Linked DNA regions of Mus musculus: region 1 is linked to region 2. The links are chromatin loops, found by intact Hi-C in ENCODE. Cell type or tissue: heart. All regions are shown on one strand. Each heading gives the region's core, and the rest is flanking DNA. Links, peaks and the distances in the headings are about the cores only. Region 1 overlaps Skap2 (src family associated phosphoprotein 2). Region 2 overlaps Skap2 (src family associated phosphoprotein 2).

Region 1 (9,788 bases), core at 1,253-9,252, 120 kb after region 2:
TTATATATTGGCACACCAAAGTATCTCCAGCCACACGATTAGCATAAAAATTTTAAGAGTGAACTACAATGATACCAAAACAATCATTAACTTGTGTCCTTGACTTTCCAGAAAAAGAAAGCTATGAAGCTAATAGAAAGAATCTGCTTTCTTTTGAAAGTTACCATAACAAACTGCAGCTCTGACTGCAATCATTTATAAGTAAAACCTAGCCTGCTGTTCTTTTTCAGTGTGGCATGTCCTTTTTTAGCTACTGGTCTCAGATATATTTCTTTTCTAAAAGAATAAAGTGTTGCCAAAGAGAGAGGAAAAAAAAAAACACGAAGTACATTTTTATGTTACAAACTATACAAAAATCTGTCACTATTTATGTTACAAGTCCAGTCATCAATACAGTGCTTTTTTTTTCAATGTACCACTCAAAAATCAATTATATCAACTCATTTGTATAGAGGAGAGAGCACCTTTCACGCAACTAGTATTAATGAGCAGACGTGACTATAGGATCTCCATCTGTTTCTCTGACAAAGCGGTGACTTCTCTAGTCTCTCATTGAAATTCCATTAATCTGGTGTACCAGGGTCCAATGTGAAAATCAAAACTCCATCTAACCCTTTATCAGCTCTCAATAACCTACACGTGAACTCTGCCTGTTAGCACGCAGCAAGTTATGATTTTGCTATCCATCAGGCAGCTGGCCAACAGCAACAACAACAACAAAAGACAGAATAGAAGACAGAAACCAGGCAGGCTGGAAACAACATGTCTGGCAGGGTCTGAAGATGTTGTTTTTGTTTCTGTTTTCATCCCCATTCAGTGTCGATAGGGTGTCTGGCCTTTGTGAGATTATGCATTATCCTCCTTGCCTGTGATTTAATTGCTACCAGCAATCAAGTCGAAGCATCACTGAAGTGTGCTTGAATTTCATTAGAAGATATAACTTATGCTACTTTCCTACAGTACCTAATAAACCATAAAGAAACCAAAACACATATGGCTTGAGGGAATAACTGGAAAATTAGGTGGCCATTTGGGAACTGGGTGAACTTTTGAACCAGAGGAACAGAGAAAAAGAAATATTAAAGGGAAAGACAGACTTAGAATTCATAGAGATGTGCAGCTTTGACCTTTACAATACCTTGAAAATTACATTAACTCTATGAAAAATACATTATCATGCTTCGAGTTTATAATCCATCAACATTCAGATACTGCTAGTGCCTGCCACAAGGTAAAAGTCAAAAGGACAAAACAACAACCTGACTTGACAAAGGCTAAGCGGCTACAGTTATTGTTAAATACATTTTTGTAATTAACACATCATTAGACTGATAACAGGAAAGGAAATTATATTCCACAAATCACAGAGAACACAGACAAAAATCTTTGCTGCAAAGAGCAAATGAGATGTTAGGTTGCAGTGACTGTCCAGTGACTGTATGAAAATGAACCTATCATGTTCCAAGAATATGTAAAGTTGCTAAAATCCTATTACTAATATATCACAATGAATCATAATAAAAGTAGAACATCTAATCTGCTCAAGAAATGTTTATGCACTAATAAATAAGCACAGATATTTAACAAAACTAGTGCTACACATAACCATGCCATCAATTACCTTTTAACGTTTTTTTCCTATTAATGCATTTATTTTGACTTTGAAAACACATGGAAAATTTTTAACTTGTTTATATGTATTTATTATGGGAGTGGTAAACATATGTACCAGAGTACTCATGAGAAGGTCAGAGACCAACTTGTGGGAATTGGTTTTCTCTTTCTACCACAAGTCCTGGGGATGGGACTCGGGTCTTCAGGCTTAGCAGCCATCTCACCAGGCACCAAAATCATTTATTCTTAAGAGAGAAAATGATAATCATAAAAATATTCTATAATTTAATAACAATTTACTTTAGACTATTTCTGGATCATATATATTTAACTGTTAGATTATTTTTTAAATTGTAGGTTTTTTTCATATTCAATAATATAATGGCCTCTACATATCAAAATATTTGTGCTATTTTTGAGAACTTGATAAACCGACTTGATGATATAGTAAATGTATATTTATTCTTTTGAATATAAATGTTCTGTCTCTGTGCATTTGTATAGATACATACACACACACACGTACATACGTTTTACAGAAAAGCAAACCAAATCATTGAAGTGAGGCTTAAAACAGTACATCTTAATTAATAATTTATTATTTTGCCTGAAAATACGATTTCTTCAATTATAAAATGGTAGCTATGAGGGCAGAGAGGGTGGTACTTGGCTATAGATGGCAAGCACTGGTGAAAAGAAGCATGCATCTTTGTATAAGACAGAAGACAGATAACATCCCTCCCTTTAAAATGTATTAAATGTAAAAGTTAACACAAAATGGATGCAATTATCACTGTTACACATTGGACAAAGTTCTGGATGTAAAAAAAGACTGTTTTGTTCTGAGTCAGTGGTTAGAATGTTTATCACTTATGCATGTACTCGACTTATCCCTGTTCTGCAATAGACATAATTTTATACCTCATAAAAGCAATTTATGTTTCCAAAGGGAATGATCTGGATAACATGGAATGTGGAGCGCTCTGATGCAGGAAGCACATTTTCATTCAGCAACTGTACTTAGAGACAGAACTGCACAGTCTGATTATCATATGGTGACAAAAGGCATCCTTCATTTCTATGTCTCAGTGAAACTTTGAGTGGCACAAATTAATATGCATGGCTAATGCACTGGTATGCATTCTTAATTTATACCTATAGATCACTCTTATGAGCTTTCTGGAGTGCCGAGTCACTTGACTAGCTATCAAAAAGGAGGCACTTGCTGCATCCTAAAAATAAGATTCATAAATCTGGTAACAGACCATAAGTTTTAAAAATCACTAAAATATAAACAATCAACTCTACTACTAATTCAATTAATATAAGACACCGTACTACTAATGCATAATATGGGGCAGGGTTAAAGGGTGATCAGAAAAATGAAAATGTATAGTAAAAAGGCATTTGATTAGGAAAAAAACTGTCTCAATATGAGAAGGTAATGTAGAAATAATTAATTTAATATTTTATGAACTCATTTTGTATTAAGTTTTAAGAAAAAATATACCAAATCTCTTGTTCATTACTCATACACTAAATAATACAAAAAAACATTAAGGAACACAATCAAATATTAAGCAAGACTATGATCATGTTAAATGAACCAACAAACTGTTACTAAAACCCTTCCTGTAATAGTACCAGCACTTGCCGAAAGATTCTAGTCAAAAGGGTTCTCTTTACCAAGGCAGCATCTACACATTCAAGAAGCCGCCCTAGGACCACAGAGAGAGAGAGAGAGAGAGAGAGAGCGAGCTTCAGAAAAGGTTCTGTTAAAGCTGAGGTCCCCCAATTCCACACTTTCTGCTTCCTGTTAAGCCCACTCCCTCGACATGCGGCAGATCTGTATGACATTTCCAAGAGGTATATTCTAGGAGAGGATGTCACATACCATCAGAGGGGCCATCATCATCTTTATCGTAGCGCTCTGAGGCTAAGGAAATCGTGTCTGCAGGCCCAGCAAAGGGATCGTCATATTCATCGCCGTCCTCAGCATCACCTGTAAAGGAAGCAGAAAAAAGCCTCCTATGATCTGCCCACTGGAAATAGGGATAGCCTGCCATACGAGGTCAGTTTGACCATTAAATTCCACCACTGCAACAGAACACACACACACACACACACACACACACACACACACACACAAACCTATTTAACTAAGTAAAACCACGTCTGACATTATTCTATATGAGTTGTAATATAAATGACTTAGTAAATACTTTTAAAGGTCATCAGACAACTGCTTACTTATGACCCAAAAGAATTTAGTCCCAAGACCAAGGTTTCTAGAAGTTAAAAAAAAAAAAAACTAAGCAAGACCAATAAGATAATGAGAATAACAAGAACTGAAAAGTGGAAAGAGCAACTGAGAAAATAATTCAGGTACTCCCCTTACTTATGCAGTCGTCTGAAACCTGTAATGAGGGGCTGACTAGGAAAAGCCCAGGAATACAGTTTCCATTAAAAGTCATAGGATTATGTTTGATAAAAGGAGTTACATTTTCAAAAGCAGGAATTCATTAAGCATAAAATGCTTTAAGAGTCATATAATCCCTCTAAATTCAAACACAATAACCTACAAACCTTTCCCGTTTTCACACAGTGGTTTCAATCACTGGTTTCATGTGAGAGCCTGTTTCCTACTTGATTCTCAAATCCTCGGATGCTTTGTTAGGGCTTTTTTTTTTTTTTTTTAATGTGTTTGCTTTACATATTTAATCCCCATGATAAGAGCTTTGGGGTATTTTCCCATGTACTTGACTAAAATATTTTTTAAATGAATTAGCTATTTGCTAAGCTCAGTTATACATTTATTTTTCTTATGAATTCAACAGTGTAGAAAAACATATGCTTAATAGTATACTAACTGGTAACAGTTTAAATTATCTGCTATCAGTTGAAGGATGTTTGGTAAAGGGACATGTACATCCTTTGGCATCCATCTGATGGCTTCTTCTTATTTTTCTAAACATTATTAATAGAGGCTGCCTCTTTCAAGATAATATTGCCTACATAATTTAAAATTAAATGTTAATTTCTATTTCTTTATGATTTTGCTATTTCGTGTACAACCATCACCCTTACCCTCAAAACTGTAAAGATGGTGACATCCTCATGAAGACAGACACCTATCTCATCATCCTTGGCAATTCTGTCACTGATGCACTAAATATGGTAATATGTTTGCAATCAAAATTCCAAGGACTGCATATAGATGCTGCCACCTCTTTAGAACTCATCTTTCTCAAGACATTCAAAGTACTTTCCAGGACATTAGAATGTCTCTCTTATACATAAAGTTTTGATTTTAAAAGGAGCCTCGAAAAATACTTTTGAAATATTCTGAACATGATTGATTGTACATGGAATGTAAAATAAAGATCACAAAATTCTCAGTTACTTTTAGTTGCCTGGCCTATTTCTGTTTGTTTGTTTGTTTGTTTGTTTGTTTTCGAGACAGGGTTTTTCTGTGTAGCCCTGGCTATCCTCGAACTCACTTTGTAGACCAGGCTGGCCTTGAACTCAGAAATCAGCCTGCCTCTGCCTCCCTAGTGCTGGGATTAAAGGCGTGCGCCACCACGCCCGCTGTGACCTATTTTTAATGAAGTAAGAATTGTTATAATATTGATTCTCTAAGGACTCTTCATATTACACACTAGACAATAAACCTTGCTAAAGTTTTAAGGTATCAGGACACTTTATGTACATTTCCAGGACTTAGCATTCAGTATGTTAGCTACTATAACTACAAAACCACTAAAGCTAATGAACAGAATGGAATCTGGACAGTCAGGCTTAATCCTCACACGCTACATGGGAATGAACAGATGAATTAAAACTTTTTTTAGAGTTTTGAAAATCAATAGTTAAACTTTTGATAAGGCTATTGTCTATTTTAATGTATGTGATCTTACACACATGGACTCATATACCAATCTATATTCAATGTATATGATATATATAACAAAGATTATAAACACTGTAACATCAAAAACATTTAATATAAGAAAATATATCCTATAAAAATCTGTCACTGACATGTTGAAGACTTCTCTAGTTTTGTTTTTTTTAATATATACTTTTATGTTACTATTAAAATTAAATTGTCTTCAATTTACCTATTATAAAAACTGAAATTGATTGAAAGGATGGATTTTTAAAATTGGTGTGATATTTGTATTTACCAAAGACAAGCTAAATTACATACTGCTACAGGACTGTTTACTACCGGCCCGCACACCACCTCCTGCCACCCCTCTCTGATCCCAAGAACTGCTCTAAATGTACGGGAATCTACACAGCATCTGTGCGGGAAACCTATCTTTTTAAAAGTGCATTATATTGAAAAACACTACTTTTCAGCATGGCTTTACTGCACTGATGATCCATCCCTTTACCCTCCTCTGAGTTTGTTTTCCAACCATTTCCTCAACCAATAAAGAGGATAAGCTGTTCTCCTCTGAGGATCTTTAACTGAACACAGGGGTCGCTGTTGAGTAGCACACAGCATCTTTCCTCCCCAGGGCTAAGTATCTATAGCTATACCTACAAAGGATTCTATGAATTAAAAGAAAAACGTTCAATGTGTGTTTATGTAATAAAATACTGAACTCCGAATCAACAATGGGCATCAGGTAAAAGTATCCAATACAATTTACAGACATAATTGAAAGCATTACAGACTAATCAGACATCTAAAAGAAAAGCATGCTCAAATGTAATGTCTGCAGAGTCATTAGTTGGCAGTCATTCTATTACAATCACACATAATGTCCATGGTGCCTTGAGCCTGTGCCAATGACAACAGCATAAATTTTGCATCTCATTTCTGTGGTCATAAAATTAATGATCAGTTTAAAAATACTTCTTTGTAAAAGTTATTGCGCAAAGAAAAGACATGAATGTGTCCCTGTTATGTACTCACAAGGATAATTATGGGGTTGTTGCTCATTAATACTGTTTCTTGTTTCCCTAGAAAAGCATTTGATTTATCCCACAACTTTCAAAAGTTTAATTAACGATACAAAGTTAACCATCTAAAAGACAATGATCCAAGGCTCCCCTTCCCAGCGTTTTAGTGGCACCTTCCAGGCTTCATCGCACCACAGCAGCACAGGTCCCTGGTAACTATTTTGAAATTTATAATACTGCTAGCCACCCCTTTTCACAGGGCTTATAATCAATTACCATTTTCCTAAATGCCTAGAGATGCAGCCAACAGTGACAGCGCAGGCATGAGCTCCACCACCACTGCAGGCATTCTGCCCAATTTGTTGCTTATTTTGTTAAATAAAGTCCGATTTTAAACATAATCAGATAATCAGCCAAATATACCTATAATTTACAGTCTAATTTGTATACATATTGAAATGTTACTTGTACTTCATAAATTTGTATAACTGTTAACTTAAAGAAAATTATAACTAACATATTATTTAGAGAATAATTGTTCCTTCACACAGAGCATCGAGGACAAAATTTGGAGAGATAACTCCAAGTGAGAACAAATTAATTTCTAAATCTGTTCATTTGACCAATCTGATTTCTCCAGTACTAATACATAATAAACATATAAATTCATGCATTTACTCTGTAATTTCTTAAAGGAAGCTTAGTTCCTAAAACACTGAATGACACAAGTAAGATTTTCCTCTCATTCTTAGAAGGCCAACTTAGAGCCAACAAACAATAAACATAACTCACACCAAACTGAGGCAGAGATTCAAAATAAGGGCATCATTTCTCCGGGACTACCTTGGAAACAGGCTCCTACCATTACCGGCCCCATTATCTCAAACATGCTTTAACACCCTTGTACAAGCATGGGGAGGGAGGGAGGGAGGGAGACAGGAGGGGCGAAATGGAACTCCTTGAGTTTAATTTGCTCAGATTTCATTATGGAGTTAAGTTTCAATTGAGAATATACTATGTTAGGAAATTAAACCCAAAGACTGACTCTTCCATTAGTCTGAAGACTCCACTAGGACAAACTAAAATATATCCCCTCTTACCTAACAGTCTTGCTATTTTTACAAAGTGGCCCACTAATAAGCTTAGATAATACAAACGAGAAGGTCAAAGGAAATTGCTTTCTAAATAAATCTGTGCATATTTAACAATACTGATAGAGTTGTAAGGACAAAAATCTATTAATTGTTTTTCACAGTTAGAGGGAAAGGGACCAAAGCTGCTGCATCTAAAGCAATCCCATTTAAAAACTAGATGCTGGCCCAGCGCAAGGGCTCGGCCAGAGTACATGTCTATGCTGGCCCAGCACAGGAAGAGCCAAAGGCAGGGGGATAAAAAAAAATCTAGATTCCAATAACTACAAATTTGAAACTTATTCTCTTGAAATGGTGTACCATTTAATACCTACTTTTTAAATGACTTAGACATTTCTAAAAACTTCTTTCAAAACTGAACTTCTGAATCAAGACTAACTTCAATCCTCTTGAACAATAAAGTCACAATAGAGAAATACACTGAGAAGGACTTACTGAATATCTACTATGTGTTACGTTACCTTCTTCTGATAAATCTATAAAGGAAGCAATACCTAAATCAGTACTAACACTAATACAAGGTAAAAATTTAACTCTTTGTGGTAAGCCTAATATGTATTAGAAAACTCTAGCTAATGATTAATAATAGTCTTTACAAAAATAGTAATGTGGTAACTGCAAAAATAACTATTTTAAGTCACTTTAAGAGAACTGTGACAGAGAACAATTATAAAATAATTATGTATTATGGGTAGGATGGTGTACATCCATGATCCCAGCTCTTGGGAGGCAGAGGCAGAAAAATCCTGAGCTAGAGGCTGGCCTAGAATACAAAAAGGGATGCTGTCTCAAAAAAAATTTTTTTTATCATATAACATAATTCCAGTACACAAAGACCTGGAGCCTACAGGGTTAGGGTTCAGGAGAGCACCCGACAGTGTCAGGATATATTGCAACTATGATAGTAGCATTAGTTACCCATCTTGCTCAAGAGTTCCAGAGTCACGGGGACCTTATGAAGAGGCAGTGTTTCTAATGAATAACAGGGACTATACCAAGCTCACTGTTTTCTGTCTAAATTCAAATCCTTTTTTTACTAAAAATGAAGGCATTTAGATAAACAACTGATGATTATTCTAAAGTTACAACTTGACAAAACTCAATGGGGAATCTATGCTCACAGAGTAGAGATCTTTTGAAAAAAGATGCATGCTGGGTAACCACTTTGCAACCATTAAATCTGTGTCCTTTACTAGTCCTAATAGGCTAGAAAATAGTCTTTTTAGAACAAAACTAAATATATTGTGAGGGTGTGATGGCATAAAATTACTCAGCTTCTCATATTTCTCCAAGGTATACATCTAATTTATCCACAGGCTTACTTTGTGCAGGCGCTCTCAGTGATTAGTTAACTCAATTCAGCAGTATTGAGCTGCAAATGACTTATTCAGAGGCAAATGATTATGGGGAAATCTCTGAATTCCACATTATTTGAACTCTTATTCTAAGCTCATTTTTCAATTTCTATCAAATACTGTATAAACTTCCATACTCTTTGGAGACAAAGAATGTATCTCAGTAATGTAATTTTAATATCCACACACCTGAACAAGTTCTAAAACAGAATCCCAAAGGGAAAGCTTGCAATTATACAATGGCTTCCCATTACCATGCCTTCTTAGCTTAAAATTGTTTAATGTCCAAATAATTAAGCCACAATGAGAGTTCAGCAAATACTCAGTGCAACAATATACGCCTTTTAAGAAGAGGTAAGACCTGGTATCTATTATTTCCTCACAAATAATGTATTATATTTTTAAAAAATCATCATCAAAATGTATAAGCCCATTTGTGCATTCACCTAGGTAAATGCAATAGGATTAAGGCCAAGTTTAAGACTCCCTGAGGCACACAACTGCAAGGACTAGGAAGGAGGAGACTTTGCCTGCTCTTGTCTGCATTTTAGTATGGCAAAGCTTCTCTTAGCTCACTTGGATCACACCGATCCTGACAAGGGACTGTGAAAGAAACTGTTAACTGCCTTGAAACTGAGGCTGTGTGGGGCTAAGAACTTGGTGTCCTAAAAGCTGTGGCTGGCCTCTCACTGCTGACAGCTCAGACGGGGGATTAATGTTAGGACCCAGTTAGAAGGTGCCACACTATTTTCTT
Region 2 (9,788 bases), core at 865-8,864:
TTGTGCACATTAGCTGCAATTACCTGCACCACTCATTCTGAGCCACTAGATGGTGTAAAAAAATAAATTAGAATGGTGAAAACTTCATGCCATCACCACAGAGATCTAGATAATACTCTAAGATTAAACACATTTCTAGTCATACAAAATAGTAGTTATTTTTATACTACTTCTGTTTTTAAGAATCAAATTAGACGTTTGCTTATGTGTTCTCTCCTTATACTGCATGGGCCTCAGGGGTTGAATTCAAGTTCTCAGAGTAAAACAGGCATTTTTACCTGCTGAGCCAACTGCTTATCCTTCTAAAAATATACAGCACTGGTCCCACCTTGATCTAGAAATCCACTGCTTTCTTCTGAAAAATCTTGAGTTCTCAATTTATTATTTTAGGCATTCAGAAATTAAACACAGTTATGGTATTAACTTAAGGTCTGTGTCTACCCAGGTTTGGACAAAACCGTAGGTTACAGCACCTGTGAGAGATCATCCCGTGTTTCTTTCTGCACCTGCACAGTACAAGGTGGGAAGGAATCTTCACACACACACTCACCTCCAAAGCCAGCAGAGAGCCCAGCAAAGTCAGCAGCAGCGTTGGGGCAGAGCCGGGAGGCTGTTCTCTCTATGGTACCATGCACCGCTCTCTGAGGCTTACAGCTGCTGACTGTGAGTATCAATCATTTAGCTATGGGGAGATACAGTGACTAACACGTTCATCTTTCTTGGCTCTTCTTTCAAAAACCAAAATTAGTCCCAACTAAAATGCTGTCTCTGGAAGGAACCCAATGTTGTTGGAACATCGAGCCTTGCAAAGGTCTGAAAGAGGAGGCCAGTTCTCTCCCAGATAACAGCATTTACGATGGTCAGACGGAAGTGAAGGCTACGTGTGAGCTGGGCTACCTCTAACCCCAGGTCTTAAACAGGTTTCAGAGAACTCAACTTCTACCCTCCCTCAGCATCCAGGAAGGACAGTGCACACTAGGACTACACCTTTAATTTCACAGGAACAGGAAATGGCGGAAGTGAGACAAGTCCGTGCCACTTTGCCTGGGGGAGGGGGTGGGGGTGGGTTGTCTGCCTGAGTTTCCAGCAGCCCAAGGTACCATTGAGAGGGCCTTAAGAAGAGGCCCATATGGACCCTGTTATAGCTGTCTCATATGAGGCTATGCCAGTGCCTGGCAAATACAGAAGAGGATGCTCACAGTCATCTATAGGATGGAACACAGGGGCCCCAAAGGAGAAGCTAGAGAAAGCACCCAAGGAGCTGAGGGGGGTCTGCAACCCTATAGGTAGAACAACAACATGAACTAACCACTACCCCCAGAGCTCGTATCTCTAGATGCGTATGTAGCAGAAGATGGCCTGGTCAGCCATCACTAGGAAGAGAGGCCCCTTGGTATTGCAAACTTTATATGCCCCAATACCAAGGGGCCTCTCTTGCCAGGGCCAAGAAGCGGGAGTGGGCGGGTAGGGGAGCAGGGCGGAGGGAGGGTATAGAGAACATCCGGGATAGCATTTGAAATGTATATAAAGAAAATATCTAATAAAAAATAAATTAAAAAAAAAGAAGCAGCCCATGTGGGCTTTACAAGCTCCACGTGTGCAAAGGAATACAGTGCTGTACCACATATCCCTACACTCTGAAATTTCAAATACAAGTTAATCAACCTTTGAATTTTATATACTCACAGCTACATTAGTTAAATAAACAGTGAGCTTGGTAAATTTGGGAGGAATTTCAGGAAAGTTTCCTGATAAGAACTGGGCCAAACAGTGTTATTTCTGTTAAGTAATTAACTTTAAAAGCTGCTATTTTAACTTGGGACAATTAAATGTTTGATAACAGACTTAGCCAAAAGCTGTCATGTGGATATGACAGTAAGATAACATAGCAACCCATGGATCCCACCATTGGGAGGCTGACTGGAGTTCACAACCAGCCTTGGCTTTGGGCTTCTCAATAAGTCGTAATCTGTATTATTAGTAAATATTCCTTCTCGCACTTCTCCTACTAATCTCCAAGTGCTTATGTATTATTCTTTAGGATTCCTGATGTCTAGAATGTGTCCTGGTATTGTACATGCTTTATATGGGATGGGATGGGATGGGATGGGATGGGATTAAGCAGAAGGGACAGAAATGAACTACTCTAGGAGTCAAGATAATATAGCTAGCTCATGTACTCTATCTGCACCAAGAATAGACAATCTTCATTAAGATGCCCACTCTAAGATTCTGTGACCAGCTGGGTCAAGATTTTCAGTGCCAGCCAACCAACATTAAAATCCAAAATGTGACATTATTTTCAAATTCTCTTTGTATCTAATAACACATATCATCTTTCTGAAATATCCAAAATATTTCTCAGCTCAATAATTTTAGGGTTATAAAGTGTTAGACTTATGACCTATATAACATTTCCCTGCTTATATTTAAGTCATTTTCATTCATGATTTGGTGCTAAGATAAGCTTAAAAACATTTTTAAAAATCCCTATAGTACAGTAGGAAAAACTTCAGAGTGAAAATTAAGAGAGTTCCAACACTGCATCAGAAACTGATGTCTGGAGCAGACAGGTTCTACAGTGCAGTGTCTTAAAAAGCAAAGACACGATTCTCATGTACATAAAGATGAGTTTGTGGCAATATACTTTGGTACTGCAATTACAAATATAGTGTGTTAAACTTTAAAAAATTACCTCAACTTGTCTGAATATAGAGCCTTTAAATTGTTGGAACACCCAATGTGTTTACACAAAGATGAAAACCTTTTTTTATAAACACAATGTTTCTACTGGAGAATGGCAGGCAAACTCAGAATAAGCACACAGAAGAATAAGGAGGAAGAAGCAAGAAAAACATAATTAATAACCTAATACCTTACAATGTTAACTTTCACATAAGTATATTGTTTCTGGATAAGGCAGTAGGTGGATGCCTGCCAAGGGCTAGAGTGACAGGTAAACACACGGCTAAGTTGAATCCTGTTATCTGATTGTGTTTAAATTCTGATTATAGTTCACTTGACAAAATAATTAATTATTGTGAACTTCCAATTGTTAACTAGGACCTAGAAGAATTCCAACTGGCATTTTTCCCTTGTGTTGTAAATTTAAATGCAGGAGAACTGAGCTGTGTATTTCCCGTTGACAGCTGTCATTTGTGGGGTGGGGTGGGGGGTAACTTTCTTACCTTGCTAAGAATGTAAATCACATCACCACGCTTAAAGGACAACTCATCAGACAGAGCTCCAGTGCAGTCCCACAGACCCTGGTAAAAATTAGCGTAATCAGTGCTTTTATCTCCTAGGAAAAAGAGAGAGAGACTTGGGGTTAAGGCTTGAATCAAAAGAAATTAAAGAACCATTTTAGATTGCCAAGAAAGAAGCCCTGGCCTGGATCATGGTACATCTTAGTGAACCTGCAACTACTCCTGAGCATGCTCATGAAGATTGTTTCAGAAGGTTTGGTTTTTCATGGCCCCCTCCACTTCTATCTGTAATCTATAACCTGTAGCAATTACATTCTCAAATAGCAAGGTGCTTCTGCTCATTTTTAATGGAAAGTCCTAAGCTCACTCGCTATGTGTTTAAAGAGCAACTGGTCTTACTGTACCATCAGAATATCTAAGGGACAGATTGGACATATCTGAAGTAACAATTTCATGGAGTTTAGAACACTTGATAAGAGCATAATAATAATAGCATACTTTAATACTCAAATATAAAGCATTTGTATCCAAAGTCTCTCAAAGTTGTCTCTAAAATACTTTTGCAGCTGTGAAATTGCTAATGCAGACTTTTGTTCGTCAGGTCTAGGACATTAGGCTCCCACAGTGGCGTTATCAGTTCATCCTTCTCCTGGCATAAGCACAATGGATGTGAAGTGCTCAAACTGCCATACACACCATTAACTGATTGATTATTTAGTGCTCGTCGCTCCGTAATACCACAGTAACTGGATAATGTATGCTTTGTCACTCACACAATGTGGCTCCTAAAACACAGCACACAGTTAAATACGCTGGATGCTTTTGTTACACAAGAGAACTGTTTCCTGTTTTTAATTTCGTGATAATTGAGTTCTGATGAGTTAAGGAAAAAAGACTGCAAGTTATATCAATAAGACACAAAATGCCCGTGTATTCACTAGCCAGGCGGAACACAGATGTGCTGACAGCTTCCATCGCTGCAATGTCAGCTTTGAATCCACGGGATAACGTGGACATGGATGCTGGATCAGGCTTGTCATCTCACTTTTAAACAAGAGGCGTCTTGGCAACCTCAATACAAACGGCCACATTAGTACAGTCAGCATAGTGTTGATCTCCACAAAGTATTAATTTATTAGGAGATTTAAATTCTCCTTAATGTCTTTAACATTTTTTAAAAAGGAGAATCTGAATAACATGGAATCTAAGTATTTGTGGGATGCACCGTTTCACTTAAATTTGTGAGAAAATAAACAAGGACTAGAAAATACAACCTAACAGAATCCTCTGTTAATTTTTATTTTTTAGGATGGAAAGAGAGGGACAATAGGAGCGGCATGATAGGATTGGGGGAGGGGAGGAGGAGGAGGAAGAAGGAGGGAGGAAGGGAGAGAGGGAGGGGGGAGAGGGAGGGAGGGAGAGGGAGAGAGAGAGAGAGAGAGAGACCGACCCTGTATTGGCCTCTCCACTGTAGTAGCACTTGGGCTCAGAGCACTAAAACCAGCAGGGGCATGTGCAAGCCCCAGAATCCAACCAGGAGCTAATAGTGCTTGTGGCCACCCCTATCACATCCTCCCCCAGCCCCCAGGCATATATTAAATACATTCTGTAAACAGACACTAGAGGGCACTCCAGCTGGCCAGATACCTCCAAGCATTGACCATTTCTTTCTTTCTTTTTTTTTTTTTTTAAAAATCACTTAATAATAAAGTGACTGATTTCCTTTAAAAACCACTTATTTAGACAAATAGAGATTTAGAATTGAAACATTCCTGTCAGATTAAATCAACTGCTAATTGGGTCAAATGTTGCACCCCATGTGGTCTCTCAGTGTCAGCTTGAAAGTCAAGGAGTTAGAGCAGACAGGATGACATCATCTCACACGTGAGGCCTGCCACACAGTTCTAGCCAAGTCAAAGAAGGTCTAAATAGCTAGTTTCCCCAGTAGCCCTTCCCCCACCCCCCAACTTGTTCCCCACGCTGCTCAGGCCTTAGGCTTGGTCCGAAGACGTGGAAGAAACAAACTTTGGCTGAAAAACTGAGGTCAAAGTTTTTGGTGGAGCTGTGGGATCCCAGGTCCCAGCTGTCCGGGCCCTCCTCTGGTTCAGACCTTCTCACAGTACTTTTCAATTAACATGTTTTTTGTTTGTTTTTTGTTTTGTTTTTTGTTTTTTTTTTTTTTAAGTAGGGGGAGGAAAGAAAGGACAAAAAACCCCAAGTATCCAGTGATTTTAAATACACATTCTTACCACTTTGGTTTCTCTTTCCCTGGATACACTTGGAGAGACTCCCATTAACACTAATGGGAGTTACAGGAGCAGCAAGGGGAGAGACCCCCACGGTGTACAAGATGCATCTCTCCCTAGATGTGCATCAGGGGCATTCCATTAAACCTCACTGCTGCAAGGAAGTCAGGGAAGAGCCAGGGATTCAGCAGAGCCGGGGAAAGACACATTTTCAACTGTGCCTCCTGTAATCTTGATGATGATGGAGTCCAAAAAATGACGGACGGTCGGTCCCATGGACAGTGAGCACCGCTGAGGAGCACTCTGTGTGCCATCTGTGCGTCTATGACTGGCGTTCTAAGTGAAGAGCGGGCATCTACAGTGAGGGGAAGGCCAGCAGTGTGTGTGCTAGCTGCCTCCCCGGAAAGCATGCCAGACAAAAAGAATCAGGAGTGATCTTATTTGTGGAAAGCAGGAAGCTCCTATAGCTTATCTCTAAAATGGAGTGGCTCTAAACACACATAGACAAAACTCATGTACAAAAACAGCTTTGAAAGCACAGAAGGCTCACAAACACTAGCAGTCTTTGCCTGTGCTCGGGGAGATAACCCACAGGACATGACTTTGCTTTGCTTTGTGGCACAGGGATAGCAGATGCAGAGCCTCGAGTAGGCTAGTCAGAATGCCTTCCTGCTGAGAACCATCCCTGGCCCCAAGAAAGGCAGGCATTCTGTAGACTATGGAACACTCACAAGCACAGATAATGTGGTTTCGCTGTCTTTACTCGGCATGTTAACACCATTCTATCTATACCACAGTCAATATTTTGAAAATTACACACAAAATGTCACCTTGCTATGTGTGCTGTCCTGAGGGGCATGAATTACTTTTGAAAGAAGGTTTAAAAAGGAAAGTTAGCTAGCCTTTGAAAAATGTACACAATGAGCTTTTAAATTTTTATAAAAATACATATTTGGCAAAGCTAACAGGATTGTTACCAAAGTACAAATTAAGCAAGTAACCGCCAGATAGTCCACAAACACAAGATTATAAAAGGCATGTTGACAATGAATGAAGCATGATGCCGACACCAGAGACCCTTTCCCTAAGTACTGCAAGCCTGAAAAGTGTTTTAGAAAGGACAGCAGATTTTTATATTGTTAAAAACATCAAGCGGGCCCATCTATATACCTATAAATATACATGACCTTTGTAAGATGAGTGAATGTGAAGCGACTTGTAGGAGACAAGATGAACTCAGCTTTACCTTTAGATTTTACATTGCAACACTGAGTCTCTTCCTGCAAAATTAGTCAATGTAAAAAATATACATCAAATTCTTGAGCGAGGTTAGAAGTTCACAAGATGAGATGCTAGGCAGAAAGCAACACTCTTGTCAGCTCAGTGCTCCTAGTGGCAAGCACAGAGTCCCTGACGGCTTGCTTTGCGAAGGCATTGAATGATGGCTTGAAAGAGCTCTGTGGCACAAGAGACAGACATTGCAGTATCTTGTGGCTATGGCATGAAAAGCTCATCAACTTACTGGATTCCTTTGAGAAAAACTCTTTTCCCCCTACCCTCAAAGGCAAACATTTGAGGCATGCTCACTTGTGCCTGTGGAAGGTCTATCTACTATCTGTTTCTACCCTCTCTACCTGCATAGACATTTTACAAAGAAACATGCATGCTCTTGGCAGAAGCATCATGATTCAGAACTTTAAAAACAGATACCTAATTTACTATCAAGCATAGAGTGCCTGGGCTTTGCTTGCTGCCATGTTTTACAACTCTATTTTATAGGGCAAGAGGGCTAACAACTAATGACTTTGTCTTGTTTCCTTTCTGTCAAGGAAAAAAAAAAAAGGCAAACCCAAACCTTCTACAGCAACCTGCTCCTGCCTTCCTGTCCAGGTCTAGAGTCAGGCCCGCTTCCTTCCCATATGTCACAGTAGGAAGGCCCCAGGAAAGCTACTTCCTGAACACGCACTGCTTGTCCACCCTGCTTCTGACAACTCAAAAGAGTGATGTATGGACATATCAGAGAGAGGAAGGTGACCCTAGCTCCAGCTCTTTACAGGACCTGGGGGTGACAGGGCAGACCTCACCCCAGCTGACATATGGCTGTGAAGAGGTGTAAAGTTCTGATAAGAAGGCTGCCCATCTCTTCTTTCCCTGTAAAATAAATGCTGGTTTATCAAAGTTAACTTCATGTTTGTGCTACAGATAGTTTATCTTGTGCTACTTGGAAATAGCAACAAGCAAGAAGAGTTGTCCGTATTGTGTGTGTGTACATGGTGTGCACATAATTAGTACTTGGGGCCCAGTGCCAGGTGGAAATGGATAGTGCAGAATATCTTCCCCAGTCTGCTAGGCAACCAGTGTCCTTTCCTCATTTTTAAGCTGCTGTCACTGGACTCTGGCATTTCTTACCCAATTCATTTGCTTTCTGTGTTAATCATATGCAATGAAGATATGCATGGCCAACATTTAAACAGGCTGCAGATCAATTAGCGGTCTTAAGTTTATCTGATTTTTATCAAAGAAGACAGAGCTGTGGGTCGATTGTCAGAGCCTGTGTCAAGTTGACCTTTTCAGAGATGTCTACATTGCCAGTCCCTTGGGCAACTTGTTGTCCCCTGTTAGTCTCTGAATGGCAGAAGTCTGTTCTGCTCAAGCACAAAGTATACACAGATGTCTATATTACATTCTTATAGGTTTGACAGCAACTGCATGTTGTATCTATAAACTGTCCTTTAGCAGTGACACTTCCTCAATGATGATAAGCTAATTTATGCAACTAAATCTCCTTTGTGCAGAAATGAAAGCTAATTGAGTCATTACAAAGTAATTCAGGAAGGAATACCTTGTATAAATTGGCTTACTTTATAAATCCTTCTCAAGTGGTTTTCATGCATCCTAAATGGGACTAAGCAGCTTATCAAGCATAAGACATACAGACCAAACAAGTCAACTTCTTCAGGGAGCTGTGCAAACATCCTCAGAGGGTTAGAAAGTGACTCTAACAAAACCAAAATAGACTTTGCCAGTGCTACCTGAGGTGTGATGCACACTGTCCCGACTTCCCTTCCCTTGCTCGTCCATCTTCACTGAAGCAGTGTCCTCTTCCTCCTCTGCAAATAAACAGAGTCAGTGGCACATTAACAGGCCCCATGTCAATCACAGCACCCACCCTGCTTAAAGAGCAAGACAAAGTCTACAGCACTTAATAATTATCTTTAAGAGCACAAAACACCCAAGATTCATATTCCTTTGTTAATAACCAAACAACATCCTCACCAAGGCTTACGTTGACCTGATACAATATAAGATATACCCTACTGTGTTGCACATTTGTTTTAAATGTACAGAGAAACTTGTCTGGAGCAATCTTAAATCCAGGACAGCCCTTAGACCTAGTAAAGTAACAGCCAACTTTATACAGATATGCTATATTATACTGAATAGCAGGAGTACTACAATACATGGTTCCTAAAACATCAAGACAGCACAGAAAACAGCGTCTGACATAAAATGCAGATGACCTGTAAGTCATCAAACCCCAGCCATGCTCGCTGGTTTCCTCACTTAGTCCTCTCACAAGAGGCTGCTAGATAGTCCTAACACTTAAAGGTCATTTCCCCAAATTCTACTGTGGATCTCCTATGTGTCACATATCGCAGAAGGAAAGGCTTTATAGATGAATGATTATAAATCCTCATTCTATAGATAAGTAAATTGAGATGCATAGGTGGCAAACTTCCAAAGCATGCGATTTAAAGTTGAGGCTGTGGGTATGAACCCATGTTCTTTATCCTCTCCGCAGTCAGTGCTTTGCTCAGACTTTGCTCCCACACACTCTAAGCACATCCCCTTCCCAGGATAGGGAATAAAATAGCAAGAAATTGTTTTAAACTATGTCATTCTTTTCTACTAAAAGCAGATGTATTACACTATCACTTTCCCTACTTAAGGATTTATACAAAACTGAAAAATATTTAATGTAGGATATAAAAACAAATGGCATACCAAAGAAAAACTAAAAGAAAAAATATACTAGCTCAAGAATAATCTCCAATGTGTATGTAAGATACACATAGGTAGCTAGTATGGCTAAGAAATCAATCAACCAGTCAACCAGTCTCCATTGAGGATCACCCACGTGTGAGGGGGAGGACTTGCCAAGGAGGCAAAGGGAACAGGGAGGTTCTGCCCTGAGGAAGCTGGCAGCCTGCTGGGGCGGAGACCTGAGGGCAAGGAGTTAACAAGGGACACCTCTGATGGGTGGGGCAAAGCACTCAAGTAGTGCAGAGGGAGAACCTGGGATCCCATGGAAGACCTGTAGGACGCAAAGCAGCGC

The links. A loop is a pair of places that touch in the nucleus more often than their neighbours do. Peaks named below come from ENCODE experiments on the same cell type or tissue, not always from the same donor. Only the 100,000 strongest peaks of a DNase experiment are listed, where the experiment ranks them.
Region 1: a loop joins it to region 2, with 8 times the contacts of the local background. A loop is called at or near these places in 14 of 42 quality-filtered maps.

The regions. Positions count from the first base shown.
Region 1 is chr6:51,992,509-52,002,296 of GRCm38, forward strand. It overlaps Skap2 (src family associated phosphoprotein 2), which reads right to left. Exons shown (of 13, transcript NM_018773.2): 4 at 3,509-3,616. Among named protein-coding and RNA genes, the nearest start is that of Skap2, 15 kb to the right of the region's middle. In heart, for the core only: a CTCF peak has its summit at 6,097; no DNase peak of the experiment used is centred there; H3K27me3 peaks cover 275 bases.
Region 2 is chr6:51,871,287-51,881,074 of GRCm38, forward strand. Skap2 (src family associated phosphoprotein 2) reads right to left here. Exons shown (of 13, transcript NM_018773.2): 10 at 8,485-8,562; 11 at 3,189-3,301. Among named protein-coding and RNA genes, the nearest start is that of Skap2, 140 kb to the right of the region's middle. In heart, for the core only: a CTCF peak has its summit at 4,830 (motif pointing right); DNase peaks (open chromatin) are centred at 5,145 and 7,375; H3K27ac peaks cover 781 bases.